Regions from separate parts of the Mus musculus genome. Here all the other regions are linked to region 1. The links are chromatin loops, found by intact Hi-C in ENCODE. Cell type or tissue: heart. All regions are shown on one strand. Links, peaks and the distances in the headings refer to the core of each region. The heading gives the core; the rest is flanking DNA.

Region 1 (11,244 bases), core at 1,692-9,691:
GGATAGTCATTTTGTGGCTTTTGACGATTGTATCCTGACAATGCCCTGACAGGTAATGGGCATGCCTGGAAAATACCCCTGCCTTTTTCTTTCTTTCTTTCTTTCTTTCTCTCTCTCTCTCTCTTTCTTTCTTTCTTTCTTTCTTTCTTTCTTTCTTTCTTTCTTTCTTTCTCTCTCTCTCTCTCTCTCTCTCTCTCTCTCTCTCTCTCTGCCCCTCCCTCCCTCCCTCCCTCCCTTCCTTCTTTTAAAAGCTGATCAAGTCTCAGTGTCATTTCTAATAGCAAAACGCCACCATTGCATCTTCTCCTTGGCCTCCTTGAAGAGACTTTGAAAACACAGATGACTTTGGTGTCTAATGATTATAATGGGATTCTTATTTTTTAAATAAAAAGCCATAGTGTATGTCTAGACAGACTGATGGAGTGTTATATGTGAACTTGTGTTCACTGTGTGTCCTTTGTCCTTTTTCCTTCACATGTGTAAGACCAGCATGCCCGTGCTCCTTAGGGAAGCAAGCGTGCGTCTGCAGAAGGCTTAGGGCAAGCAGGATTTTGCACTATAACAAATACATATTTCATTACTCAGTCACCTGAGAATTCTCCGGGCAGATGGAGAGGGAGGAAATGCTCAGCTGCCTCTTCTCTCTCCATTGCTGCTTTAGAGTAGTCGAGACCCATAATTAAAGGTTAATTTTGTGATTGCTGGCTTCTGGAACGGTAGAGCTATGTGGCTAAGTATTTCCCCTTCAGAAACAGAAGACAGAGCAGTGTTAGCCTCAGACTTGATCTCCATTCGCAACTCCTCACACCAGGAACCCCTCCTGCGGCCATCTACAGAGCTGGTCAGTTTAAGGCGACTTAGGGTGTATCTTGTTAGCCATTTGGTTGCTCATTTTGCTGCAAAATATAATTCTTCGTTAGACTTAAATATACTGCTGGCCACTTGGTTCTGTGATTGTTTAACTGTCTCATCTGTTCTCTGCAGGGTATGCGTCTGTGTGTCTCTCTGTATGTGTCTGAAGATACATACCCTCCCCCCCCAAACCCCCCCCCTTTTACATGATAGCCCAGAGAGAATTTCACCTCATTTTTATCTCAGATACCATTGAAAGATTCTGGGTATGGAGTTACATTTTATAAAAGTGATATTCATGTGCTTTGAGTTTTTTCCCTCTGGGAATCAAGTCAAAGGATGTTTCTCCCCGGCCCCCAAATACCCCCCTCCTGTATATACAGAAAACAGTGGACTTAAGGGCTTGGTGTGTTCTCAAGCCTTGTGAATTCAGGTTTCTAGTCTCCCAGTGCCCTTAATGGATGTTAGGGACGTGTAGGCGTGGTTTCTTTTAGAGTGAAACGTTAGATTTATAGTGTCACTTCTGTATTTCTTTGCACTAGAGAGAGTGATGCGTTGGTTTTATGACACTCCAGTGCCAGGCTACCTGTGAGAACTCGGTTTGTTTCTGAACTCTGCAAGTCTTTAAGTAGCTGCTATGGTCATTGATAGAGGTGCTGTGGGTTTCCGAAGCACTTGGAAGTTCCCTGGCTGAGGCTCTGTTGTCTTTACTTGTATTCGGTGGGTAGGGCAGAGGCCATCAGAACTGCACGGTGCAGTTTCTCACTAAGCGAATGCTGTCTGGACAGTGTCCCTTCCTTGTCCGATCAAGCTATGGCGGCATCAGAGTCAGTCAGGCGAGCTACCTGTTGGCTTCATTTTGCTGTAGGATTGGACCCCCGTCCCCCAGGAAGCCTGTATATTATGGTGTGTTACAGTCATGGATGGACAGAGTGTAGACAAATGGAGACCTTAGTCCAAAATTAAGGAGATTTCAGTGTCATCAATTATTTGTAGCATTGAAGTCTGTTCTTGTGGCTCTCTGCTGCTGCTTCTTTTTTTGTTTGTTTTTTGGGTTTTTTTTTGTTTGTTTGTTTTGTTTTTTTGTTTGTTTGAGACAGGGTTTCTCTGTATAGCTTTGGCTGTCCTGGAACTCACTTTGTAGACCAGGCTGGCCTCCAACTCAGAAATCCGCCTGCCTCTGCTTCCCAAGTGCTGGGATTAAAGGCGTGTGCCACCACCGCCCGGTGGCTCTCTGCTTCATGATGAAGCCAGTCAGAACACCCAGAGCCCAGGCTTCAGGAAGAGTCTGGTTTCAGTCAGATGGTCTGCATCCCACATGCCTTCAGAGGGCATTAGCTTTTGAAGTTCAGCTAAATCCCTGTGTGCTTTGACCTTTTAGACTTTACATTGAGACGAGACTTTGCTGGTCTGAGTTGATCTGTGTCCTGCCGCTTGTAAATGCATGCCTATTGTCTTACGCCTGTCTGCTTGCCTCTTACCAACTGAATTCTGCATTTTCCACAGTTTTTCCACACTATTTGCCTTGATAAAAAGCTCCCCCTCATATTCCTTTTTAGTTTGCCATGGGCTTAAAGAATTAGTGAGGAGGTTTGAAGCCCTGGAAATGGATGAAGGACCGTGGTGGCTGAGAGCCTGTGATCTGCTGAGGTGACTCTCCCACCTTACCCCACAGAGCTGCCTACAGAGCTTTGTGTAGCCCTCGGTCTACAACCTTGCAATCCCAATAGGAGAAAACCATTAAACGTACATACATGTACCTGATTACGTCTTCCTGTGTAGACAGGATCTAAGAGTTAACAGCGGGACTTGGAACTGTCCCAGCCTGTGTTTCCAGGGAGTGTGAGCAATGGCAGCCCAAGGGCAGACAAGTGACTTCCTCGTAGTGCTTTCTTTGCAGAGAGGCTCAAGAATAGCAGGTTTGGAATGTTGTGTAAATGGCAGAACTTGGGCCGAAGGAATTTACCAGAGAAATTGGTGGACTGTGTACCCAAGTGGTGGAGTGTCTTTAGAAATGGGGAAACATTTTTGTTGGATGCAGAAGTTTAATGTAGATATTTGAACAGGTGTTTGAAAAAAAATTCTACCTTGCTCCCTACCCCTTAAACCTTTGTTAGGAGTTTTATATTTGATTAGGGAAAAAAATGCTTTGTTGCTTTTGGGTTCTGTTTGGGCGAGTCTCCTGTGAGCTGCCGTGTCAGTGTAGCTGAGTGAACACTAGCTGTGTAAATAGCTTCTCATGAGACATTTATATGGATAGCTGTGTGGTGTTTCCTTCCATTATCAATAGGGACTCTTTGTGAACGCCCTTTCTCTGTAGCTACCAAAAAAAAAAAGTCCTGGCTTATGGTCCCATGTGACCTTGTGTCCGTTAAACCCAGAATATGAGTGCCTTTAGCAAGTGTTAGCATTTCACAGAGGGTAGAGAAGACAGGATTTACTGCCATTAACCACTGTTCATTAAATAGCTTGAAATATCAACGGTCCTTGTGAATTCTGCTCTGTGTCTGCCTCCCTCTCTCCATTTCCTAGTGCAATCTCAATTTGCTTTTGGGTGAAGTGTGCACTCTGGGTGGGAGCCTGGCTGCTGAGGCTGGCAGTAGTCATCTCTGTGCCTGTGTTTGATGCCACTGAGGACTCAGAGCTTGAGATGCTGATGTGGAAGCAAACGTCCTACAGTGACCGCGCTCCGGCTTGGTTCTTCTGTAGAGTGGAGAGAATTATGTATACAAACAGACTGTAGCTCTGGGTGGTGTTGTACTTCGTCTCTGCGTGGATAGAGGGACCTTTTTAAGCAAGTTGGAGGCCTTTGAAAATGACAGTTTCCTTCCTTCGATTAGCTGAAAATATTAAATTTCCTGCGGTCTCTACAACCTTCTGAACATACGATTAAACCAATTTTCATGTAGAAATAGTAACATTTGCCTCAGAATTTCATTATGAAGAATTTTGGACATTTGTCAAAGTGGAAAACATTTTGGAGCACACCTAACTCTATCTCCTACTGTTGACATTTCCCTACTCGGGTTTCCTCACGACTCCCATGAGCCCATCGCTGTGTTCTTCTGTCTGCCCATCAGGACAGATGGCTCTATACATTTCAGACAGCGTCCCTACCATGGGTGTCATACACTAGGATTTAATATTCACATGTTAATGTCTTAGGAAGACAGCATGTGTAGGTCATAACCTGAGGCAGTAAGCAGTCTCTGTACTCTCCTGTGGATAGCAGTCTTCCTTGTTTCTGTTCTTGAGTGTGCTTAGGGTTTCCAACAAGTCCGTACCAGGTTACGTGGCCCACAAACGTTACGTTCCCGACAGGACTTGCTGTGAACTCCCAGGCGCTGTAACCACTCGCCTCCTATGCCTGTACATAGCAGGATTAAACTCTGAGACAACAGTACTGTCTACTGAGGGCTGGGCAAGCCTTAGGCAGTCTACAGCCTCCCTCCAGTCATGTCGGAGAGAACTGCGGTCTGCCTCCATCCTCTGCCCGCCTCCTGTGGCCAGCGCTGCAGAGCTGAAGGGGTTTGCTCAGGTTGGATAGGTTGGATGGGGAGAACCAAATCACAATCCAACCTGAGTGCATTTAAGTTGTAATCTTAGGCTTCCAGTGTAACCGAACACTTCCTTTTGTGCCCTTAGAAGGACTGTGTTTATTTTTTACCAACTAGAATTTTAGTTTTAGACATTTCACAGTTCTCTTAACACAGAGATATTCCTGTGGGTATTTGTTGTTTTTGTGATGTTCCATGTAGCTCAGGTGAGTCACTTCTACTATGTAGCCAAGGCTGACCTTGAACTCCCCCGATCCTCCTGCCTCCACCTCCTGGTGCTGGGATTACAGGCATGTACCACCATGCCAAGCTATATAAATTGTAGTTCTAATTGAGTCCAAAGCAATTGCTAAAATCTCACTGCACTGTTGAGCACCAACTCATGCAGGGTCTGTCTGATTGTTTTTGTCTTTAAATGGCTTTTATGACCACTCTGGCTACGTAAGTGGTCACGTGACCCCCCCTCCCCCCACCCCTTCGTGAAAATGGTGTTCTCCATCACTGACCCCTCTCATGCACTCTCTACCTGATGCTTTTTTTGTTGGTTTTAAGAAATGACTCCATAAGTCAGGGTGAGCGATACTGTCTTAGGCAGGGCAAAGCCCTCTCGGGAGCAAACCCTCCTGGACGTGGCTGGTCGTTGTTCTGCCTTCTTTCAGTATCTGATCACCCACCAAAGGTTCTGTAAGCCAGTGTGTCACTTTGTAAGTCTCACGTTGACTCTGCTCACCTGTGGCCCCCCACCCCCCACCCCCAGTCAACTGTAGTGACCTGGCATGGGTTTTGTGTGTTGCCTTCGAAATGCCTTATTGGGTATGCCAGGCTACTCTGTCAAGCATCCCAGCTGTCTGCTGAGACATACATGTCCTCTCTGGGGTATGTGCTCTTGATCCAGAAGCAAAGCTGATCTTGCTTTCAGTGTCAAGGGTGCGTTTTAATTCAGTTATTGTCTTAAGTTAGAAGTGAAGCAGGAAGCCGAGAGAATGTGAACCTTTCACGTGATCAGTGTGGCAAACCGAAAATGTGCTTTTGCTGTTTCACTAGAAAGAACGCAGCTAAGAAATGCCAGTCCAAACCGGAAAGTGGGGCTGTGTCATATCACGCTCCCCACTTGTCACTTGGCCGTTGAGTGTCTGAGCAGGCCACCGGGCAGTGGGCCAGTCTATGTTCTGGGGCTACAGAGCTGACTGACGTCACAGGATTCAAACCAATCAACTGTGAATTGTGAAATTGAAATTGCTCTTTTGGTTTTTATTTCCTTCAGCCTAATAAATACAGAAGTCTGAATGTTATTTAAGCTTAGACCACTTACGTTGGCTCATCTTGGCTGTGTATTCTCATGTATGTACTGATTTCTGATAAAGGCTTGATGACATTGTAACGGGCTTTTTGTGTTCAGTTCAATAAAACAGTTTCTGAGTCTTGTCTCAAAAGCGTTCGGTTCTGAGTCGGGAGGAAGTTAGCATCAGTGATTAGCACCCAGCTGTCATCCCCATACTTCAGGTGGGATGTGCGCTCCCAGTTCACAGCGGTATGTGGTCTACTGTGTGCTTTCCAAGGCTTAGAATACTGAATTTGAGGACTTGCTGTGGAGTTGGCCTAGCTACCCATCCACCTCCGACTCTTCCTTCCCAGCTAACCTGGGACCGGGGTGTATTCTGTTTTGTGATACCTTCTGATATTTATGTTCTCTTCAAATTCTGAGAGAATGAACCCAGAAGAATGACAACTCCTGCTCCTGGAAAGAAACACATCAGAGAGCAGACGCTCACTCATCTCTTGGGCATTCCACCTATGAAATGGGGTTATGGACATAGTCACTGGAATGCAGTCCTCACAGAGTCTTTGGAGTGCTGTGGAGTGCATGCATCATGCTTTGAATTTAAATGTCTGTTTGAAAAGTAGGTTGTAAGTTTTAAGATGGGATGAGGAGGGCCATCAGAGGTGCCTAAGTCCCAGGAGCCTTGCAGGTTTCCTTGCTCTAGGTTTTCCCAGATGGGGACCTTGGCCCTCAGTCCAAGGTCATGCCCCAGCCTATGCCTCACAGCTGCCTGTAAGACCACACCGGACATTCCCAGGCCACTGGTGACCTGATAGGAGAGTGTGAAGGCCGCACCCAGTGTTTGTGAAGAGCTTTAAGACTTGTCTTTTGAGCTCAGGGCACAAAAATTTATCCTATTTGTGGGATACTCAAACTATTGAGAACTTAGAAATGAAGACAGTTTATTGCAGTGCAATGAGAGTGTTAATAGGACCGAGACAAAAAATCTTAATATAAATGTGTCTAACACACGTGTAACCCCCTAACATACATGAGATGTGTACTTGGCCCTGGAATGTACCTGGCCCTGGAATCTACCTCTGCGACCAGAGGTAGACCTGCCTTTGGAAGAGAGAGAAGCTGGTAAGTTAGGCTTGCCATTTGGGTTTTTAGGTATGTAATTAGAACTTCAAATGTATTTTGGACGGCAGCCTTCCCTCCAGACAAGAACAAGATGGCTTTCATATTAGCTTCATTATCTAATCCTTGTTTGCCAGAGGCTCCTTTGCTCTGATTTTCATAACAGTTCACTGGGTTATAGACTTGGCCCATAGGTATTTAGCGCCACCGTGTGGACTCTTCAAAGCTTGCATCTAGCCATTGTGAGGAGCTTAAAGTCAGGATTTAGGTTTAAGAAAATGTGGAGGATATGCGTTTTACTGGTAAGTGCAGCAAAACATAGGTTCATTTGAAAATTCAGACATAGTGTCTTCAATAACTATTGGTGAATGTTTCCCTTGATAAAGCTGCTAGAGTAATTATTGTGGCGAATGCCTATTTTATTTTAAACAAATACAGTTCTTTCAGAATGCCTGTTTTATTTAAAAACCAAACCAGACAACCCCCTCACTCCACATTTTGCTGCATGTGGACAAGAAGAACAGACCTGAGAATGAAGTGATCGTAAGTGCAAGTCTCTACACCGGGAGCAAGGAATTAGATCCTCAAAAAAAAAAAAAAAAAAAAAAAAGACTGGGGAAGTGAGAAAAACAATGAAATAAAGGCACAGCGTGTGAGAGTGAGTCACTGGGACAGCATAAAAACCAAGTTTGAAGCTCTAAGCTTTTCCTGAATGTGATGTGTTTGGGGCAGGGGCAGAATAGTTTCTGTACAGTGAGTTGCAGCTCAGGAGACAGGACATTTGGAAAAGGCTGGTGCTAATGCCCAGTGCTCACTGTCTCGAGGCCGGCCTGGTCGAGAGTTCCTTCCATCCCTTCCTTTGTACTGTAGGTCATTTAGAGGAGTATCTTAAAAATGACTTTCTCTTTTATCTTTTTGACAAGCTAGATCCTGAACTCACTCTGTTTTCCCATCCCTTAAGCTGTTTTCCCATCCCTTGAGCTGTCAGTTACTCTAGTTCTTTAGTTTCTGGAGCTGGTCTGTTTGCCCTTTTTGGTGACACCAGTGTGTCATGACAAACAGCCAGCAGTGTGGCTTGACCTTTGAGTGTGTATTCTCTTACATGATAACCCATTTTTTTAGTTTGGGGAATTATTCTGACTTTTAAAGTTAAGGACTTAAGTGAGTAACTCGTGCATAAAAGAATGGGTTGCTGTAATCATTTTTAAGGTGGCATCAGATCCGCTTACTTTGTTGTGTAGCCATGACCACCATCCCGCCCCTCAGTGGTTCTCATCTGCCCAGTCTGAAACGTCATCAAGCACGACCTTCCGTTTTCCCCTCCCCAGGGCCTGGTGGCCACCATTCTGCCCTCTGAGCTTATGAAGCTGACTACCTGAGGAGTCTTACAGCAGGGGAAGTCTGTCGCTCCCTGCCTTATTCGTCTTACTTCTCTAAGCATAAGGTTCTCTCAGCACTGGACTACATGCCAAAATTGCCTTCATAGTACTCCGTTGCATGTAGAGGTACATAGAGCTTACCCATCATCCATCAGTGGGCATTTTGGTTCCTTCTGTTTACCCTTGGCTATTATAAATGACAGTTCTAAGCATATGAGTGTATGAAGGTATATATAAGTCTGTGGGACTGTGATAGGCAGCCTATTTTGGTTGAATAGGGCTTGCTCAGGTGACCCAATAGAGAAATCTACTAGGGATGGAAAGTGGAGCCACATTCCCAGAATCAGGTGCCTGTCCATAATTCTGTGACTACCAGTCAGGTAATGTCCCAAGCTTCTGACATTCTGGCTAGACTCCACCCCCACAGTTACCTGACTATAGCCAGGTATGCTCCCCTCCCCCCCCTACAGTTACCTGGCAACTACAAGATAGCCCAGCCCACTATAAGAGGGGCTGCTTGGCCCCTCCTCGCTCTCTTAAGCTCTCACCTTTCTTATTCTCTAGCCCTCCTTCTCTTTATCCTTTACCCCCTCTCTCCACGTGGCCATGGCCAGCCTCTCTCTTTCTACCTTCTCTCCTTTCTCCCTGTCTTTCTACAATAAAGCTCTAAAACCATCGACCATCTTTGATCATCAAGGCCTGCCATGCTTGAATGATGGGATGGGCTTTCTCCTAATGAGCCGAGTCTAACCTGCCAGAAGGCCATCCTGTGCTCCAGCCATGGACCTGACCAAGGACTCTCACCGATGGGAACCATCCAGCGCCACCTGCCCTCTCCTCCCTTCATCCCCAGGGCCCCTATTCTGTTCTCAGCTCCTCTGCCGTATCCAGTGTGGGATGCCAGAGACCAAGAACCTGGGAGTTGGGCTGCCCCTTGTCCACCACCTGACATGTGGGGTCAGTGGCTTAACACAGCATGGAAAGTGTGCGCAGTCCTCCTGTGTCCACCTGCCCAGAGCATCGGAACTCTAGCAGGACGTGGGTTCTCTCCCCCTCCCCCTCCCCCCCACACCCACGGCCCCACATAAATGAAGAATTAAAATGCATTCAATGCATGCAGATTGTATAGGATAATCAAGTAGACCTGTCTTCCCATAGCACAGAGAGCTCAGCCCTCTCTTAAGACTGCTTTATTTTGTTCTATTTTCAAAGAAAACAGATTTAGAAGAGTGTAAACATAAATTTTTGCAACCTACTCTTAATAAGAGTTCAACCTCTCCTCTAGCCTACCACCCAGCAGAGGTAGTGGAAGGGAAACGTTATTAGGAGATGGGAAATTGGATCTGGTCAGCAATAGTTCTTTTGAGGCGAGCTCAGTCTTTTTGGTCAGCAGTTCAGTCTTGTAGCAAACACCAAATACAACTCAGCAGCTGCAGACCAGTCCTCTCGGGCAGGCAGATACCACACATGAACCATCTGCTGCAGTCCAGTCCTTTCTGCAGGTGACACCAGGCACAAACCCAGCAACTGTAGTTCAATCCTGAAGAAACTGCAAGGCTTGCCACCTGGCCTGAGGCAAGACTGCTGCAAGTGACAAGCTGCTAGAGGAATCTTACAAACAGTCCTTGGGTGAGTTTCTCTCAATGGCACGAGTTGAGCCATGAGTTGAGCCACAAGTTGAGTTCAACAACATTTTGTAAGGTAATCCAATACATGTGTGTTGTTAGTGAAGAATAGAGAGGTGGAGGAAACCAAAGCAAAGCTTAGTGCTCATCTCCCACTGGCTGTGGGGTCATATTCATACTCCTTCATCACAGGTCCTTTCCCGTGTTTGCTGGATCAAAGCATCCTTTCACCTGTGTCTGCGTGAGGAAAACATTTTTTCACATGTCTGCTCCAGGAAAACATCCATTTACCCGTGACTACTTTAGAAAAACATTCTTTCACGTGTCTGCTTTAGCAAGACAGCCTTCTACCTGTGTGCCCCAGCAAAACATCAGTTGACATAACTAATTCCACAGAAACTAGAAGTTTCCATTTCAGAAGAGGCTCATCCTTTCCTTCACAGTTCGACTTATATTCTTGAGTTCGGTGTTTCTTTCAGTACCTATAGACTAATGATATGTAGTCTGTTGAGTGTTGTTATTTGCCTTATTTCCATGTGATTTATTGAACACACTATAATTTTTCCTCTGCCAGTAGGCACACAGGGGCCATTCAGTATTTCCTCATAGCAAATACTTCAACACATCTATGATAAATTATTTTTCTCTTTTTAAATGATCTTCTTTAAGACAGGAGGATCTTATGTAGCCCGGGCTGTCCTCAAACTTCCTATATAACAGTGGAAAACCCTGAACTCATGATCTTCCTGCCTTTACTTCTAAGTGTGGGGATCATAGGGGTGTGCTACCATGCCTGGTGTTGGGGGTCAGACGAGGGCTCAGCATGTTAGGCCAGTCCTCCATCAACTGAGACACAGATAAGAATCTCTTTTATTCTTTCTTTAAAGACTTGCTGTGTGTGTGTGTATGTGTGTGTGTGTGTGTGTGTGTGTGTGTGTGTGTGTGTTTGTTTGTTAGTAATGTTTGTGGGTACCCTAGGAGGCCAGAAGAGGGCATCAGGTTTCCTGGAGAAGTTAGGCTGTCTGGAAGAGCAGCAAGTGTTCTTAACTGTTGATCTATCTCTCTAGCTGCCTCTTTCCTACAGGCTTGTATGAGGAATCTAGAAACTTACTCCAGTGCTTTGGAACTTACATACTGGCCCCAGGTCTCACTGTAGACTTGTGGAATTAGAACCTGTCTTTATTGAAGACCCCAGGTGACTTGTGGTCATATTAAAGTTAGAGCAGTTGTTCCCACACTTAGTAGCAATTGGAATTACCTGGAGACTTGAAGCAAAGCAGAGAAGTTTTCCTCAGGAACTTCTTACTCCACCATGTCCCTGGGTGTCTAGGGACTGTTGTAAGCACCTTAGGTAATTCTAATACAGCCCAAGATTTAGGGTGACTGACATGGCTATAGTGTGTGTGTCATTGGATTTAATGGAATTCTCT
Region 2 (8,000 bases), core at 1-8,000, 120 kb before region 1:
AAGATGGTCCCTAGAGGCTCATGTATTTGCATACTTAATCCCTATTGATGAACTATTTGGGAAGGAATAGGAAGTGTGGCCTTGTTGGAGGAGGTGTGTTACCAGGTGTGGGCTTTGAGGTTTCAAAAGCACTAGAAGCAAGGACTATGAGAGCATAGAACATTCTGCAAAGTTAGGGGGAGAGAATACAGATGGTCACAAAAAAGGTGGTGGGGGGGAGAAACTGATAAAAACTTCAGTTGCTTTGCTAAAAATTGATAAAAGATAGCTTTAGGATTACTGAATTTCTATGATGAAACTTACTTCTGAAAAATATTTTTAAATTTGTGTGTATGAATGTATGTAAGTGTGTATGCATAAATACGTGTGGGTATCTGTGGGGATCCAAAGAGGGTGCTGGATTCCCTGGGGTTAGAATCAATCAATGTGGTTCCAACTCCCAAACAAGCTCTGCTCTTCTGCAAGAACAGCAAGTGCTTCCTAACTCCTGGGTCTGTTCTAATCCTAATGGTGATACTCCAGGGATGGGCGACCTTAAGACACTCACAAGACAGTTCTTTTCACTTAGACGAGTCTCTTCAGCTATTGGGTCATGCAAGAGAAAAAGCACAAGGCAGCCAAGAGTGCCTCCTCCTAGTCACTACTGTCTGTTTTTGTTTGTTTTATAAACATTTTTAATATAGGCCTTCAGAGGCTTTTCCATTAAGATTTTAGTTAATTCTCTTAAGATAATTTTCAACCCATGCCTACCGAAGGTCAAGGCCTTGGTTTTGCCAGATGTTCTCCATGATTCGGATGATCTGAAGGGTTAACATATCTTGCCGTAAGTCTGAAATTCAAGTATATACACCACCACTTAGCACCATTGTTTTCAGATGAAAATAAAGAACTGTATTCAATGTTCAAGATAACTCATAAGACAGCAGCGCTTTAATTTTTTAATCCAGTTCTAAAATATTTGCACAATCATCTTGGTAACAAGATATTTCAAAAAGTTCCAAGTCTATTTAAAATATTTACCTTTATGAAGAATGAAGTCTAAATTTGGTTATAAGGCAATCCTGGGGCCAACAGCACTCACTGTTTTCTCATTTGTTCTTCTCACAAGCCACTGGTGAGCCCCTCTTCCTGTAGCCCGTTCTCCACATAAATGCCCTAGTTTCTCAGAAGATTGCACTCTGTCTCATGGTTCTTTCACTTTTGGAATTAGCTGCTGAAAAGTCTTTGTCCAAACTTTAAGCTATAGAGGGCAGGCTCTGCCATAGTCCTAGGATCCAGCACACAGATATTTTGGATGCTATACAAACCACCCTTGCATACAGGAAGTAAGCCAAGGCAGGCAAGGATTCCAAGGCTCCCGATTCGGAAGGAGATCACATTTTAGCTCACTTGGGGAAGGCTGATACCAGGCTGACAGTCAACTGGAGGTTGAGATCAGGTTTTGACTGTCACCTATTTAAAGACTTCTCTGAGATGATACTCTTTGAAACAGAATCTCACGTAGCCTAGGCTGTCCTTCAATATGCTATGTAGCTTCCTGCCTTCATTTCCCAAGTGCTGTGACTACAGTTGCATGTCTCTGTGTCCAGCTCAAACAACTCTGATGGAGAGATTGCTTCAGTGTAGTGTCAAGACCACCTTTACTCATGTAGTTCTGACCATTCCCCTCCTGTAATGTCAGCTTTCCTCAGCCCCAGTGTAGCTAAGGAGAATGGACCAGCTTTGGTCTTTCTTTGGAGTCTCATATTCTGGGTGAATTCTTAAGCACACACACACACACAGACACACACACACACAGACACAGACACACACACACACACACAGAGACACACACACACACAGACACACACATACACACATACACACACACATACACACAGACACACACAGACACACACAGACACACACACACACACACACACACACACACACACACACACACACACACACACTTTTTTTTTCTCCTGCTAGTCTGGCTTCTGTCAATTTAATTCACAGTCTGACCCAGGAATGAATAAGGGCAGAGACTTGCTATTTTTGCTTTCCTAACTTATGAACACTCCCAGGGGGATGGAAAGGAGTACTCGACTCAGAATTCTAGGAGTCAGCCTTCAGTTATCTCACCCGGTTGCTAAGACTCAGAACAAGTGACTTCCTTATAGCAGGAGGGTCTGCCTTCAGGGCAGATAGGGGAGCTGAGGAGTGTCTGCATATGCCTACTCTCTGCAGACCTTTAGTATCTCCAGATATTAAAGCATAATACCCCAGTTCCCCAGACGTCTCCACAGACACACTGTAAAGCATTCTAGATGTCGTGCGTGCTGCACTCCCTAACGGTTAAACGGTTGCCATGGTTCACAAACATCTTGTGTACAAAGACAGCAGCGTGCACCCAGCATGAGCTCACTGTGCTCTCCTCACCGTCGCCATTTTTAAAGATGATCTCATTGTTCTGAAACAGTAGCTCTGACATGATGTCTGGGTTCTCCCAATTCAACCACAGTGGCCTTTTTGCAGAGGACATAATTCGACACTCTTCAAGCCTGTAAAAGAGTTTAAGACTTTACCAGGCACTTTAACTTTTTACACTCTTGGTCTTTGGGCTTACTTAAAATTCATACACAATATAACCTTTTCAAGTTTTATAAGACTTAAAAAATTTTAAAAACCAATAAACATTAATCTTAAAAATGTTTATATAAATTTCCAGCCAATCTAAGAATACATAATTCGTTTTATATAGACCATTTCCAACTTCTTGTCCCTGATATCAGAATTTATAACCATAGAAAGATTTAAACTATTATCAAAGTAGCAGAAACTAAATAAATGTAGCTGTAGTTTAAGGCTATTTTACTATTGCTGTCTTATAAGAATTGGAGGGTTGGATTTTTGTTAAGACTTATATGGAAAAATACTTACTGAAACATATCAACAAGGGGCCTTAACCTTACCTGAGGTTTCCTAGTTGGTGAGCAGGATTCAGAGGGGACAGAAAACCCTGCAAAGCATCCATGAAGTCTGGCTGTCTCATCTGTTCAACCAAAAACTTCATCTGTACCTGATAACAAAGCACAGCCCGAATGAGAAGTGCAGTTCATAAGGGGAAAGTAGCTGCTGCTTCCTTTGACACTGGGACTGCAGCAGTGCTCTGTGCTTCTCTGCCCTAGGCCAGGCCAACTCTGCTGCCTGGGAAGTCCATGACTGCAGCAGTATTATTGGGGAGAGTCAGGGTGGGATCACGGTTCCAGAAGGCAAGCTCTGTTGGATGACGTGACTCTAAGCCAAGTTTCTCAAGTACTTCTTGCTGACCAGCCATGGTTTTCATAAATGAATGTGCATTAAAACCTTGCCCTGCCACTTGTATACTGGTTGCTTTCACAGCTAAGTTTTATGTGGTCTGAAAGAGTCAAGCCCTGGCCCCTGGCACTGCACTGAGAAGGTCTGCTGGTCCTTATCTGAGCACAAGGAAAAGACCGGTCTACTTTAGATTTCAGCTTAGTATTCTCTCTTCTAGGCTCTGTTAGAGAACTTCAAACATTCACAGTTAGGTAAAAAAGAGTGAGGATGGAAAAATCTAGAAAAGCATTTGCTGTAGAGAACCTCACACTCCATGCACTTTATACTGTATAGATCTATCCATCTATTCAGAACTATCAAGCAGTATCGGACATACTTAAAGGAAATGTTCATTTATTGAAAATAAAAAATGTGATGGAACAAAAGAGGTTCCGGTAGTAACGCGCAGTTCTCCCCCTAAAATCTGGAGTGAGGTTCCCCACTTCTCTCTATTAAGTGAACAGCTAGAAATTCTCACTAGCAGACTTTTGAGTAAAGGTAAAAAGACTGAGATCTCTGTTTGCCTCCAATGTTAGCACAGGGCCATCCATACTCTAGTATAGACACAAAGCTATCTACAGGAACCAAGTGTGACTTCAGGTCCTCACCATAATCTCATTCAGGCTGCCAGTGAGTTGAGTCATGAACCCCTCTTTTTTAATGAAGCCACTGTAGAAGAGTCATTATCTAATACGCAAACTTGAGCACAGAATACATGCTTAAGAAATTATCTTTTCAAAGCTCCTGAGATAGAAGTATTTTTTTTCTTTAAGTTTCAAAGCAGTGCCCTGTTGCCCAGGTTCATCACATCAGGAAAAGCACAATTCCTTCTGATCTGTCTTTTTACACTCGTTTCTTTACTCACGCACATGTACCACAGAAGACACTACACCACAGCCTGGTTGGTGTGCTGCTGGGGCTGACCTTGTGCTTGCCATTCATGTACCAGCAACAGCTATGCTCTGGCCACTTTTACATATTTTCTAATAATCTCTATTTGAGTTTATATGCTGCACTTTCAAAGAGTCAACTCAGTCACATATTTTAAGGCCTCTAAATTAATACAGTAACTTTCTTTTAGCTTGAATGCACCAACTTTAAAATAGTTGTTTTTCTTTTCAGTATTATTAACATAGATGTTGGGAAAAAACTGATTCTGTAATACTAATTTATGTTCTTTGGGTATTGGGAATGAGTTGGTGAATGGATTCTGCTATTTCACCGAGGGGAGGCTACGCTTGCTTTTCAGTTGGCAGTAGTGAGAGAAGAGGGTGGGAGGTCCCGAGGACCTGAGTGTGACAGGTGCACCGAGGCCAGTTAAATTCACTGCTCCTTATTTTTGGAATCATGACCAACATTATTAATTACATCACTTACAGCCATGTAAAAGAGCACACAGTGGGCATGCTCAAAGGAGGTGACAAGTGCTTTGCCTGTCACGTGATTAGCTTCTTTCTCACAAGCACTATGTTTAAAGTATTGTTTTTATTTTACAGTTGAAGAAAATGAGTCCTAGGAGCCCACATAATATATCTACAACACAACTGGCAGGCAGTAGAACTCAAATCCAAACTGTAAGAACTACACTCTACGTGTGCACTGTGCTCCAACTTCAAGGGAAGTCTCCAGAAGCAATGGGAGAGCCGCTCACACACCTTTTGTGTCTCATCCTTCTTCTCCTGCTTAAGGATGTCCGTTAGGTTGATGAGCTTCTCCATGGCCTCTACTTGTCTGTTCAGGTGCTTCAGATACATCCCACAGGCACGGCAGTAGGACTCCAATAGCAGGCCAAACCTCTGACTGACAGTCTTATTGTGCATCTCAGATCTAAAAGAATAGGCAAAATTTATCTGTGTATACGCAGTCTTTCTATTTTTGTTTTATGCATATGGGTATTTGCCTGCATTTCTGCCTGTGCACCATGTACATTCAGTACCTGTGGAGGCCAGAAAAGAATGCTAGACTGTTGTGAGCTGTCATGTGAGTACTGGGAATTCAGCTCAGGTCCTCTGGGAGAGCTCTAATCCCTGAGCTGTCTTCTCCAGCCCTACAAGTAGTTTTGTTTGTTTGTTTTTTAAGTGTCTAGATAAGACAAAACTGTAATCTTGATCAAGAGCATATACAGAATAGCAAATACATGGAGCCAGGCAGTGAGCTTGGTTTTTATTCTAATTCAGGTATTGATCTTAATCTAGTCTTAAATTAGCATATATGCTTTCTCAAAAGATAGAAAAACCCTTTTCCTAGTCCAATACATGTTTTAATCAATAACACAAACGTTTAAAACCGACCAATTTAGAAGAAAATAACCAAGTGTTTCAGGTAGGGAGGTGTAAATTTAATAACAAACTAGGTATTCTACTGATTTAGGCTTTATTTTAGCTACTTTTAATTCATTAATCTCAATGTAAAATACAAAAGGAGCAAGTAGAAAAGGAGAATAATAAAGTAAACTGAAGCAGGTAAAAAGCTAATTGAGTTTTCCAAGTCTCCTGCAAGCATGTTTACATTTTCCCAACTGCCTCTACATTTATTTTAAACATAGCTTCTCTAAATACCTACTTTAACAGGAAAAAAGTACAAAAAACAAAGCTACACTAGACACAAACCTGTTTCTAAATTTCTTGTACTCTAGGTAGTTTGTGACAACTTTGAGTACTATAGCACACTTCCAAAAGTTGTTCATCCCCCCAACACACACACACACACACACACACACAGACACAGACACACACACACACACAGAGACACACAGACACACACACACACAGACACACACACACACACACACACACACACACACACACACACGCAGCAGCAGCAGCAGCAGCAGCAGCATCTCTCTATGAAGCACAGGCTGGGCTGGTAGTTGGGATTCTCCTACCTTAGCTTATTTTCTCACAAGAAACCTGGTAATTTGGCATCATCACTCTGAATTCCTAGATAGACTTTTATTTTGGGACAATGTCATCTACGTACACAGTGAAACCTACCACAGCATTAATTTGCATCTGGCAAATTTTACTTGGCTCAAAATAGAAGCAAATCCTTCAAAAATATTTGTACTAACCACGCAGAATTTAGTTCTGACTTATGTTGGTCATTTAATTCCAAAAAAAGAACTGTGCAACAGGCCTGCAGCATAGAGCAGCTTTCCAGACAGACGCAGCAGCAGCAGCAAGACGCATGCACTTACTAGGGAAATAATCTGACTTACTTTAAATGCCAAAAGAAAAAATGGCCAATCCTTTGATTTGTCAATGCTTTCTTGAGTAAAAATCTCACAAGCAGGTTATCCAAATACTGTTCATATTTTAAGACCTGAGGAATCAGAAGAAAAGCGACAAAAATTCAGATGAATCAGGTCCATTTCTCTATGGCTGAACTTAAAGAAAAAAAATTCTATACATAAAGTAATAAATGGATTTTTAAAAAGCATAAAACTAATGCTGCTACTTTGATAAGCTGTACAGAGGTGGAACAAAGCATTTCAGTTTCTGGTATCTTACCTGTACAAGTTGAATGAGGTACTGAGAAAGTTTGTCATCTGTTAAATATTTTTCTAAGCACCGAACAGCAAAACTCCGAACCATAGGATCTGGATAGTTACAGTCCAGGAGTTCCATGGCTTGCTCTGGTTTGATTGGAGGCCAATCTTTTACTAAGCAGTACATCTGCGAACAGAGAATAAGAGTAAATCGTGGGGTGAAGGGGAAAAAAAAAAAAAAGAATAAATGGTATGTGAAAGTCTAAAACACTGTTTTTAACATCTTATTTAAACTTAGCTTAAATGAATTATCTTAATTTGCTTTATATTTTTAAATTCTATTAGTTTTACATATGAAAATGATTATGACTGGCATTTTCTTAATTATCATAATAATTTAGTCTTATTCTTCCTCTAAATTGATGCGGATTTTCTGAGAGTTGATTTAATCAACCCATGGGTACTGCACAAGAGTCTCTAAATAATCTCACCTGGGCCACTTCGTCTCTGGAATTCCACTTGACAGACAGAAGCAATTTGGGTAGGATTTCAGGAATAGTTACGCAGTAGTGTCTGTTGGGGAGATAATAAAGACCATGGCGACATGTGAAGGACTAACATCTTATTCCCATCATGCATCAGAATCAACTTCTAAGTTTCTTATTACTACTAGCCTACATGAACACCCAAACTTGTGTTGAAGGCTCTGGTTGTACATTTATTTCGTATCTACTCAGATACAGATAAAATGGTAAAGATGAAGGATTCAAATGGAGGATAAAGGTGAGCTGAGAGGTAAGAACAATTACATCTCTGCGACTCTGCTCTTCAGGCACTCCAACAGTTCACCTCTGTGAACTTCATGAGCTTACTGGACGAGATCCGTGCTTCACAGATTCTCTATAGATTATGGACTATAACTCCTTCGGTTAGATGCACCAGTGTAGGGAGCCGGTGAGCTAGCCAATGGGTAAAGGTGCTTTCCACCGAGCCTGATGATGTGTGTAGACAGTGAAAGGGGAGCTGACTCCTCAAGACTGTCCTCCAGTCTCTCCATGCATACTGTGTCATAAGAGAGCCCCACCCCACAATCACAAGTGCAGTGTAATAAAGAAAAAAAAAATGCACCAGCGTCTCAAGGAGCAGCAGGATTGTTTCTTTCATAAGGAAAAAT
Region 3 (11,244 bases), core at 1,355-9,354, 380 kb before region 1:
AGACAGTAAGGGTAACTTACGTTGCACATGTAATTGTGCCAAGACCTTGTAACCTGGGGCAGTTTCTCTTTTCTTTTCCAGTTGGCTGGAGAACCTTCTCGAACAGCCTCCTGAGAACACCAAGAGCACATGCTAAGAGACTTCACGAGCCAGGAGAGGAGGCAAAGGCAGGTCTCACCAAGGAACGTCACGTGCTGCTTACTTTTGATGCAATCATGTAAGGAGGAATGAGTTCTATGTTCATTTCCTGGAAGAGTTCTCTGCACTGCATGGTAATGAAGTCTCCAGCCAGAGGGGATTTCACAATGCCTGAGAACCAAATCAAACAAGGCTGAAGGAGCCCAAAGTCTCAATTCCTTGGAACTGTGAATATATTTACACAGGAATAAGTTTCTTTTAGTAGATTAAGTAAGCTATCATTTTAAAGAGCAAAGCCATGCATTTGAAACGTATTACTTGGAAATGGATGTGCTCCAATAGAATTCCTGGTCTGTCTTCACTATCTATGTCAAGACCGGGAAAGTCACCTTGTGCCCTCATTAAGCAGTTACCTTGTTGAAGAACATAGCCATCGTGGACTGGAATCGCAGTGGTGTGGGTAGCTCCACTGTCCAAAATCAGCCCAGTAGAACGACCATTAGCAAATCTGGTTTAAAGCATTAAGGAAAATGAAGTATCGAAGCTCCTAGGATAGTACTGATTAAGAAAGGCTGGCTCTTGTCATGCTTAAGTCAGTTTATTAAACAGACGTTATCATTTACATGTGTAAAAGCATGTCTAGAGATAAAAACTGGTGTAAATAATTGAAAAGTCTTGAAAAGAACTTGCACAGGCAGGACTCCCAGAATGGTTTCTTCTTTAATTAAGCTGCTTAAAACGAACATATTGTAAACCTCCACAACTGATCAAAAGGCTTACAATAAATTGAAACATTTTTAACAACATTTACAAAAACCAGACAAGAACAGCAAGAGGCTATGACACCTGGGTGGAGAATTCTGGAGGAGCCCTGCAGGTATGGCAGCTGGGTGGCAGCCCCTGCCCTACCCCAGTGCACCCCAACAAGCAACTCGAGGTGGACTCAGCAGCTGGTGAAAGAGCAGCTCCCACTCCCCTCAGCGGCATGATACAGGCCTGTATGAACTGGGCCTCAGCGGCATGATACAGGCCTGTATGAACTGGGCCTCAGCGGCATGATACAGGCCTGTATGAACTGGGCCTCAGCAGCAGCTACAGCCCTGTATGAACTGGGCCTCAGCGGCAGCTACAGGCCTGTATGAACTGGGCCTCAGCGGCAGCTACAGCCCTATATGAACTGGGCCTCAGCGGCAGCTACAGCCCTGTATGAACTGGGCCTCAGCGGCAGCTACAGGCCTGTATGAACTAGGCCTCAGCGGCATGATACAGGCCTGTATGAACTGGGCCTCAGCAGCAGCTACAGCCCTGTATGAACTGGGCCTCAGCAGCAGCTACAGGCCTGTATGAACTGAGCCTCAGCGGCATGATACAGGCCTGTATGAACTGAGCCTCAGCGGCAGCTACAGGCCTGTATGAACTGGGCCTCAGCGGCAGCTACAGGCCTGTATGAACTGGGCCTCAGCGGCATGCTACAGCCCTGTATGAACTGGGCCTCAGCGGCAGCTACAGGCCTGTATGAACTGGGCCTCAGCGGCATGACACAGCCCTGTATGAACTGAGCTTTTCACTGGCGGCTCGACTACTTGCTGAGCATTTACGATGTCCCGAGCCTGGTACCCACTAACATTTCAGAAGAGGTAAAGTATAGAGAAATGGGTGGGGAGAAGGCACAACAAAGTTGCCACTAACGCAGAAGATACACGCCGAGCCATCTCTGTATCTTGTTTACAAAAACAGAGTTCAGTTTATCTGCAAAAAGAAAAGCTTGGGATATCCTGCAAAGACATAGAAAAAAAACACCCAACCTATTCCTGACCCCCAGGTGCCCCCAACAGCAATCTGGGGAAGGATGTGGATGGAGCAGGAGCAAGCAGGAAATACAAGATACACGAGAACATGGTGAGCTCACAACTACACAACAGAGCCCCACAGTAGGGCAGAGAAGGACTATGGAGAACCATGCTGATTCAACACAGAATGACTTTAAAAAGATTTCACAAGTGCCAGTGACCTACAGAAACGCAAGAATCTGCTAGCTGCACATCGGACAAAGGTTTACTATCTAGAATACTTACTTAACTCAGAAAATTAGACCAGAAAGAAAAGCAACCTAATCAATAATATAGCCCAGTGAAATGAATACATTGCTCTTAAAAGATGGCCAATGGTCAATAAATGTGAAAAAAGGCTTCACACCTTTAAAGCTATCATGAAAATACAAATTAAAACCACAATGAAATTTCATCTCACCCTAATCAGATTGTCTGTTCGCAAAAGGACGGATTAACAGAAGCCACTGAGAAAGGAGACCTCACTGCTAGTGGTAATGGAAATCAGTCCAGCTACTATGAAATCTGTAAAGAGGATCCTCAAAAAATTAAAGTCACGACTCAGGATCCAGTCAGGCCTGCTAAATCTATGCCAAACAAAGGAAGTCAGCACAGCTAGCAGATGCCTGCACACCTTGCTCGTCACGGCACCGCTCGAACAGCCAAGTCCCAAAGTCAGCCCAGACAGGGTCATCGACTTCTGGAGAGAATGCGGTGCACGCTGTTGTTCCGCTTAGCCAGAAGGAGTGAAATAATGCCGCCTACTCAGACACTGCAGATCAGATCAGTGACACGGAAGCAAACACTGCATGCACGGTGTCTCTGCAAATCTAAGAACCCCTCAGATACTAAGAACACAGGCACTGGCACATGTGCGCTGCCCTCAACCCCAGCCCCACCACAAAGCTGCAAGGCAGAGTGGGAGGCAGCAAAGAGGGGCAGATGAATCTAAGCAGAGGAAGTGGGTGAATATGGTCGCCGATTTGAAGGAGATATTGGATATACTTCTTGAAGGAGAAGGGATACACCTGAAGGAGACTGTCTTTATGAAACCCAAACCCAACACTGCATACAATGATTCAAACGGGGTGGGGAGTAGGGAAATGCCTAAAAAACTCAGGTAAAAAGCTAGAAAACACTTCTTCCTCTAATGTCTTACACACACTGAGAAAAGCTGTCTTATAGTTTAAGGATACGCCGTCAAAACTGCAGTTTTGCAAAGGAAGAATGCAGGGATGCTGTAGTGCTCAAACATCAACTCTGTCAGTTTCTCTCTCTTCGCCCTGGTGTTCCACTAGAGAAGGGAGGAAGGACCCGGGTTATCCACTGAACAGTAATTAAAGCAGTGACTCATTTCATACATTACAGAGCCATATTGGCAAAGAGAAAGAGAAAGAAAGAAAGTCAGTCAGTTAAGTTCCTCTTTTTAAAAAATCATAAATTAAACTCTATAATTCAACAGGTAAAACTGTTAGCTGCTATGAGTCCTAGAAATAAAGACTTTCCAAATCACAAGAAAATGAAGATTCTACAAACAAAAATATTCTTAAATATTAAATCTAATAACCAAAATCCTAAATGTGAATTTTCAAACACCCAGGCATCCCACTTGTAAAAAGCTAGAAAGCACTTCTTCCTCTAATGTCTTACACACACCAAGGAAAGCTCGGTGTGTGGTACACACAAAGCCAATTATTTGTTTGCTGAAATAATGTTATAACCATAATCAAAATTAATCTTTCCTCAAATTTACAAACTCAAAATGTAAATTTTGATGACTCTTTAAAAGAAAACAGAGAGCCAGCAAGGTGTCTCAGCAGGTAAAGCCTGTTTTGTCCCCAATCCTGACAACCTTAGTTAGAGCCTGGGATCCACACGGTGGAGAGAAGTGATACCCTCCAGCTGTTGTCTGACCTCTACATGTGTGCCTGGCACATGAGCGAGCACCTATGTGTGTGTATATACACACATGATAAATTAATAAATAAGTGTATTTTTTTCTAAAAAAGAAAAAGAAAATCTTCGAATGAGCAGAAAGTGAAGGAAGAAAAAGAACATACACTAGTGAAACTAGAAGAGAAAGTGGTCTCACCGGTGCTTCCGACATGAGAACAGGATGCAGGCTGGCTTCGGATTTGACATGCATCTTGTATGTATGATCCAAAATGGCCTGGAAACTATCCCAGTCTTCAACTAGAACATAAGAGTCAGAGCGTGAAACGAGGCTTAGCTGATGAATGAATGAGCAAGCACCATCTAAGACAAAAAGACTGCTCCTATGACTTCCAGTTAGTATCTCAATATACTGAATCTACTGTGTAACACAGCACTTTACAAAACAGGCCAGTACTGTACTCTGCATATAGAACCTAGTTTTGGTTCTTATAGGCAGGCCTCTCAGATCTACCTCAAATATAAATGGAGTACTTAACAGGTACCCCAAATATAAATGGGGTACTTAACAGACACCTAGTTCTTGCTAGAGGCCATTTGGGTGATCAGAACAGGAAAGAGGACAGCGGAAAGCAGCTCACAGGCTAGACACAATTATATCTAGAGCTAGGAAGAAAACAAAAAGCAAAAACATACTATGTGTTAGAAAAATAAGGATTTAAAGGAATTTAAAAAAAAAAAATCTATAGAGTAGCTAGACATGACATTGCACATCTCTAATCCCAGCACACAGTACTTGGGAGGCAGAAACGGGCAGTTCTCCATGAACTCAGGGCCAGCCAGGACTACAGAGCTGGGCCTTGTCTCAAAAAAACATAACAAAAGCTGGCATCCCCTCAACCCGCTCATGAGTCACTAGTTAACTGGTGACACTTCCACTGGACAATTAGTATTACCAATTAAATGTGACCTTTGACCGTACTTGGTACTACTGATTTCAATGGTTTACAAATGTTTTCCCCACAGACCCATATGATTTTTTTTTAAGTCTGTGGACTTCACCAGTAGCTGGGACCAATGCCTCCCTTGGGGGAAATCTCAACCCACCTCTGAGAACACTGGCCTCGACTTGACTCTGAGTCTTAAACTTCTCTTGAATTTTCCCCGCCCCTAATTTAAGGCTGTCATTCTCCTTCCTGAGCACTCATCTCAACTGGTTAAATATACTGGGCAAGTTTCCCACAGAAAGCCTCTTACAAGTTCCACGACCTCTCTGGGTCACACAGTGCAGTTCCACACCTTCAATGTTTCCCCATGACTTAGTTGACCTGCAAACTAGATCATAACCAATGTCCCACACACTCACTTGCTATGTGGAGGGCACAGCAAACCTGACCCTGCACTGGCGAGGCACTCAACTAGTCTACAGTCCCCTGCACTGGTGTGGCTTATGGTGATCACTGCTTCTGTCCTGTGTTTCTACACCTTTGATGTATGACAGGCAGAGGTGGTCCTATGTGACCGGCCCTCAATCAAAGCCTTACAGAGTCGCTGCTGAACTCCTTGGTAGACAATCCATGCACGGTTACATTGTGCAGCTGAGGCAGAAGCACACTGTATACCATCCACAGAGAAGACCTGGGTCTCCCCTCGATTTCATCCCCTTTCCCTTTTCCTTGGATGCTGTCCTCATGTGTCGTCAGTGTGGTCACATGAGTCCTCCTATGAATAGTTTACCTCAGAATTTTATCCAGAGACAATGACATTTCTGCCTGCCTCCCTTTTAATTCTGATTTTAGTGAATATTACCATTGATTCATTACCTAAACCAAAACTCTAGGCAACCTTACTTCTCCTGTCCTTTCTACCTCCTCAATCTCCTAGTGCAGCCTGCCGCCTGGATCCTCAAAAGCCACTTCAGAACTTCTGCTCTCATTCTCATCAGAAACCTTCTCCTCTTTTATTACTGTCCTGTCTACAGTGCATCCCTCCAGCAGATTCTACGTACTGTCAGCAAGTCTTTCAGAGTGGCAAAGATGACAGAGCACACTGAGCCTTACATAATTCCCACAGGCCAGCTTTCAGTGACTATTTCAGCATGCTCCAGAGGAAGACCGCATTCTCTGCCTACCTTTCCTGCAAGTGACCTAACACAAACAATGCCGCAGCCACATCTGTAAAGCATTTCAAAGATAGTTCCCTCACAACTCCCATCTCATTACACAAGCTGGTGTTTTTCTGATTTTCTCAGCCTTGCTGGCCAGTTGAATTCCTATCCATGGCTAAGACTCCGCAGCTACCTCCTTTATGAAATCTCTGATCCCATTGTTTCCTGACCACACCCACATCGCTCTTAACCATGTGCCCAGCATACAGTTTTCTGTGCATACACCAAACTCTCCTGATTAAGTTTAAGGGAAAGAAACACTTCTTATACATTTTTGTATTCTCATTATCCAAAATATTACTTTATAGAGTTAAAACAAACAAACAAACACTTGTTCATCTTGCAAGACATTGCGGTTTACAGCTAATTCATACCCATGCCATTCTTGAGTGGTGAGATGGCCTCCATGTTCTCCCTGGGCACGCGGAGGGCATTGGTGTCTATGTAGTAGGTGGGCCCGCCCTGCTTGCCTTTGTCACCATCAATCTCCATCATTGTACTTCCGTCATCTCTCTCCAGCACCACACCGATAGCCGTGGGGAAATCAACCTGGGACGTTAAAATATGGCGGGAAGGATCAGCTGCTCTCGGGAGGGGCTGTTTCCAGTGTCTACCTTCAGTTTTGCTTTGAGGTTCTGCTTGAATTTAATTTTGCACAGATGACTCTTGCCTACCCAAGTAATTCATTCATATCATTGTTCTTACCTTAGGGCAGTCCTCGCCAGCATAGCCAGCCCTCACTGTGTACGATCCAATGTCAAAAACAAGAGCGCCAACTTCATCTGAAGAGATTAAAAGAGAATTACTGAAGAGATTAAAAATAGAATTGCATATGCCTTTAATCCCAATAAGGGAGGCAGAGGCAGACAGATCTCTGAGTTCTAGGCCAAACTGGTCTACATAGCTAATTCTGGGACAGCCAGAACTACACAGAGAAACTCTTGTCTCAACAAAGAAAAGGACATATTTTATGTATATAAAATGAAAATTTAAAACTTTGTAAAAATCCATTACATTCACACATGATTAGCTAGAATCTAGTGTTTACCATTGTTGTTTCAAGACAGGGTGTCTCTGTGATCTTACGTGTCACAGAACTCACAAAGATCCTGTCTCTGACTCTCAAGTGGATTAAAACTATGCACCACCATGTCTGGCATGAACCTAGTATTAAATGCACCTTCAAGATGTATTTAATTAAAATATGGCAAGTCATACTGTTTTATCAATGGAGGTTTAATCAGGAAAGCCATGGTACACTGACAGCAGGTAGTAGTTTCCTTACTAAAGGAACTAATTATAAACTTCTATAGTCCAGGTACAGAAGGATGAACAAAGGACTGCCCTCATAATCCTTAAACTGAGGAAACAAGAAGAAACTGTTCCCAGAACCTAGAAGGTTTCTGCTGAGAGCTGTGGTAACAGCTGAATGATGCAGAGCTAAGCTGCCTATTCAGGGAGGGAGGGCCAAGCTCAGATTGCAATCCCAGGAAGACTCTATAATGCAGCATCCAAATTGGGGCATTTTAACTTGGGTGGGGAACACCAGCTTTTAACGATTATACTAAAACAAAAAGCACAGGCAAAAAGTATAGTTACCCTACCATCACCAAATCAAAGTTCAAAGCTGAAACCAGAGGCTGAGAAAGCCCAGAGGCCATCTCTACAGGCACAAGATGTGTATAAATGACAGCAAGGGAATCTGGTGGCACAAAACAAATCAAACAAACAAACAAAGGAAAGAAAAATAAAAACCACCGAATACATCCTAGTACAATTTCATCAATTATGGGGAATTATGTTTTGTTTCATGAAATGAAGAAACACAGCAAAATATGAAAACTGCACAGCATGGAAATTAGAGTGTAATTTATACAGGCCAAGTAAAAAGCATTTAATGAACGTATCATTTAAGTTACACATTCCAGACTTTAGGAGACAGTTTAGTGGTAAGAAAAAAGCTGGCAATCTTTTTCAGTCTAATTTAGAGAAAAGCCTCCATGTATATTTTCCAAATACTTCACCCCAAACAGCAGGCCTCCTAGGATAATGCACTTGGGTTTCTCAGTACTGGTTTTTCAATGGGGTCCCCCTCAAAATTTAAAACACTAATCCTACTTACCTACATTACTCAAATGCTAAGGCCTTAAAAGTTCTTCTGTTTCTCTAGTTAAAGCCAATCTATGCCCAATCTACCCAGTTTGGTGCTAGTTACAAAGAGGCACCCAAAGAGAATCACAGAGCTATTTAGTTTAGACATACCCAGTTTGGAGAAATTCCTAGTTTAAAAGGAGATGCATATGCAACTGTTTGAATGAAAATGTCTCCTATAGACGCTGATATTTAAACATCTGGGCCCCAGTTGGTGGTGCTGTTTATGGAGGTTTAGAAGATGTGGGCCTTGATGTAGGAAGCTGTCACTGGGGGACAGGCTTTGAGTTTAAAGCCCCCACTATTTCCAGCTGCTTCATGCTTGAGGTTGGACACGTGAGCCCAGATTCCTGCCCCACCATCATGCCTGCTGTTAGCTGCCATACCTCTCTCAAACTGGACTCTTACCTCTCTGGAATCATAAGCTAAAGTAAACTCTTTCTTCTAGAAGCTGATTTTGTTTTTTTGTTTCTTGGTTTTTTTTTTTTTTTTAATCACAGCAACTGAAAAATGACTAATACACTATGTGAGATGGGTAATTTACTAACTTCTCTGCTACAGTTTAATCCGAAAAATGTATTTAATACTTACCTCATAGGATAGGATGACTAAATGCCTTGAATGTTTTAATGTATAAAGCACTTACAGTGCTGACAAACAATAAGCCGATAAATATTAGCTAACGGTAATTATTACTGTCACACTTCTTGCCAGGGAAAAGACTACCGTTCCTAGAGAAACTACTATAGTTTATTCTCAGAAAACCCTACACAGCAGTTAAAATGAGTGGGCACAGATCTACTGACTCAATGCAGATATAGATTTGTTAGTGTGAGGATACTATTTAACTCTTGATGGGTGCGTGTTACCTGTACACGGCAGAGAAAGGAATACCCCTGCCTCATCCCAGAAGCAATTTGCTCCCAATTTACAACGAGTCTTTAAACTTTGAGCTGGTTGTTTAACTCTTGCCAATATTTTTTTCTTCGTTAACGTGAGGGATGGCAGCACCATCTCCTGTCAACATCCCCCCTAGAGGAGAGTCTCTAACTAGGTAACTACTCTTAAACAAAACAGTACTTAGAAGCCTTGTTTTCGTTATCGCCGATCTAGAAAAGGCTCCCGCCCAGCCGGACAGGAGAACTGCAGCCTGTACCTCAGGGATCCGCTCATCTGGGGACCGAGCACGCCTGGAACGATGTCCAGGCTGTAGTGGCTGCTGAAGGACCCAGAGCAGCAGCCGCAACACCGGGCGCCACTCGCACCCAGTGCCAACCCCGGGGGCCCGGAACCTCCGCGAGCTGCCCGGGACCAACGCGCGGCGGAACCGGTACAGTGAGGGACCCGGCGTGCCAGGGACTGCCATCAGAGCCCAGCCGGTAAGACGCGCCAAGGCCCTTCCTTGAGGCCATCTCGGAGCAGCGACGGGACAAGCCGGAAACCTATTGCGCGCCGGCCCGGGTCCGAAGAGAAGGAGAGGCCGTGGCCCATACGGGGACCGGAAGCACCGTCCAAAGACCGGAAGGGCCCGCCGAGGACCGGAGGGAAACGGAAGCGACTAGGGACCAGGCCGGTCGTTCCGGTCCGCACGCCCCGAGGCGCCGCTGCGCTCACTCACCTCCGCCGTACACGCCGCCGCTCATGGCTACTGTCTGGCGGGGACTGGCCGAAGACTACCGGACGAAAGATAACAGCGGCGTGACTCCTCTCCCTGAGAACGCCGGCCCCGCAAGCCTGCAACTTCCAACGCCGCCCCCTCCGGCAACAAAGCAGCGGCCGCACGCCCGCTGCACAGCCACTCTTGCTGGTTTCTCGTATCAACCAATGACAAAGGGTCCGGCTTAGTCATTAGCCAATCAGAGTGTGGCGCTGCTGCATCCCCGCGCGGTTTAGCCGTCTTAGCCAATGGAAGGCATCCGTAGGGGCAGGGAGAGGGAGAAGCGACAGAAGAAGGGAAGGTGTTGGGGTACGGGCAGGAGGGGGCGGAGCTTCGCGGGCGGGTGAGGTGGGTGGAGCTTCGCGAGCGGCCGGTAGGGTGGACCGAGCTTCCAGGAGCAAGGCGGGGGGAGTGGGTGGAGCTGTGCTTCGCGCGCGAATAGAGTAGGAGGAGTCTTAGGTGGGCGGGCGAGTGGGAGGGGCTTGGTGCAGGAGTGGGCCGGGTTTCGAGAGTGAGTTAATTAGGTACTGGGAATTAAGAGGCTTGCCTCAGGCCATCAACCGCTCTGGTTCTAAAGGATGGCTGCTCCCCAGGAGCCAAAGGAACTTGAGTGCAAGGAATCTGGAACTTGAGTTAGTTACCTGGGAGAGATCCCTGGCCTTTGATTGTGATGAATTCGGAATTTTTTTTTTTTTAAGCAGAAATACTTCAACTAACATTTATACTTGAAAAAGAAATGTGCACTTCACTTTGAATTAATCAGCAAATCAGATATAATAATAGGATCCATCATTTTAAACAATGGCTATTTATATTAAAAGACAGTACATTTTTCCAGCTAGATTTAGATAGCATTTAAAAATCATGACTTCAGTTTCTTTCATTTCTGTGAAAATCATTCACCAAGCAAGTGGAGCACTATTCAAGGAAGCACCCATTTGTAAATACCTCCCCAATCCGTGTCTACTGTTCTTAGTCTACATCTCTATCAGTGTCGCCCAGAACACTGTCTTTTCTTACCCCAAATTACTGCAACAATTTGTCCCTCTGCTTCTCTAGGCCTTAGATAGCCTGATCTATATAACCAAAGGCCCAAACCAGTCCTGCCATTCCAAAGCTCAAGTGTAATGTAGCTCTGTACCTGGTAGCAGTGCTTAAATTGAAGTGTCTAGGGTCTAGCTACATAGTGGCTACTTGTAACCTTAGGTGGGTTGAATAAACTCTCATCCATTTCCCTGCCATTAAGGTGGCAGGAATTGACCTGTCTGTCATAGGTTCAGGAATAACGCTAGTAAGAAAATGCTCTCCCGTTCACTTGACACTGTGTGCTGTGAGCTGACAGTGATGGTTTGGATTTGGGTTTTTTGAGAGAAAGTCTCACTGTGTAGGCCAGGCTAGTCTCCAAGTTG

The links. Peaks named below come from ENCODE experiments on the same cell type or tissue, not always from the same donor. Only the 100,000 strongest peaks of a DNase experiment are listed, where the experiment ranks them.
Region 2: it touches region 1 in a loop (2.0-fold over the local background); 7 of 42 quality-filtered maps call a loop at or near these places.
Region 3: it touches region 1 in a loop (3-fold over the local background); 7 of 42 quality-filtered maps call a loop at or near these places.

The regions. Positions count from the first base shown.
Region 1 is chr3:32,329,390-32,340,633 of GRCm38, reverse strand. Zmat3 (zinc finger matrin type 3) reads left to right here. Exons shown (of 6, transcript NM_009517.2): 6 at 1-5,842. Among named protein-coding and RNA genes, the nearest start is that of Gm42201, 8.7 kb to the right of the region's middle. In heart, for the core only: no CTCF peak of the experiment used is centred there; a DNase peak (open chromatin) is centred at 5,523; H3K27ac peaks cover 410 bases.
Region 2 is chr3:32,448,922-32,456,921 of GRCm38, reverse strand. It overlaps Pik3ca (phosphatidylinositol-4,5-bisphosphate 3-kinase catalytic subunit alpha), which reads right to left. Exons shown (of 21, transcript NM_008839.3): 11 at 7,318-7,399; 12 at 6,849-7,013; 13 at 6,557-6,660; 14 at 4,995-5,166; 15 at 2,955-3,061; 16 at 2,422-2,543; 17 at 751-829. Among named protein-coding and RNA genes, the nearest start is that of Kcnmb3, 39 kb to the left of the region's middle. In heart, for the core only: no CTCF peak of the experiment used is centred there; no DNase peak of the experiment used is centred there; H3K27ac peaks cover 295 bases.
Region 3 is chr3:32,707,433-32,718,676 of GRCm38, reverse strand. Actl6a (actin-like 6A) reads right to left here and starts at 10,131. Exons shown (of 14, transcript NM_019673.2): 1 at 9,797-10,131; 2 at 6,733-6,809; 3 at 6,402-6,576; 4 at 4,060-4,160; 5 at 3,164-3,261; 6 at 552-646; 7 at 203-309; 8 at 21-110. The coding sequence starts at 9,821. In heart, for the core only: no CTCF peak of the experiment used is centred there; no DNase peak of the experiment used is centred there; H3K4me3 peaks cover 618 bases; H3K27ac peaks cover 478 bases.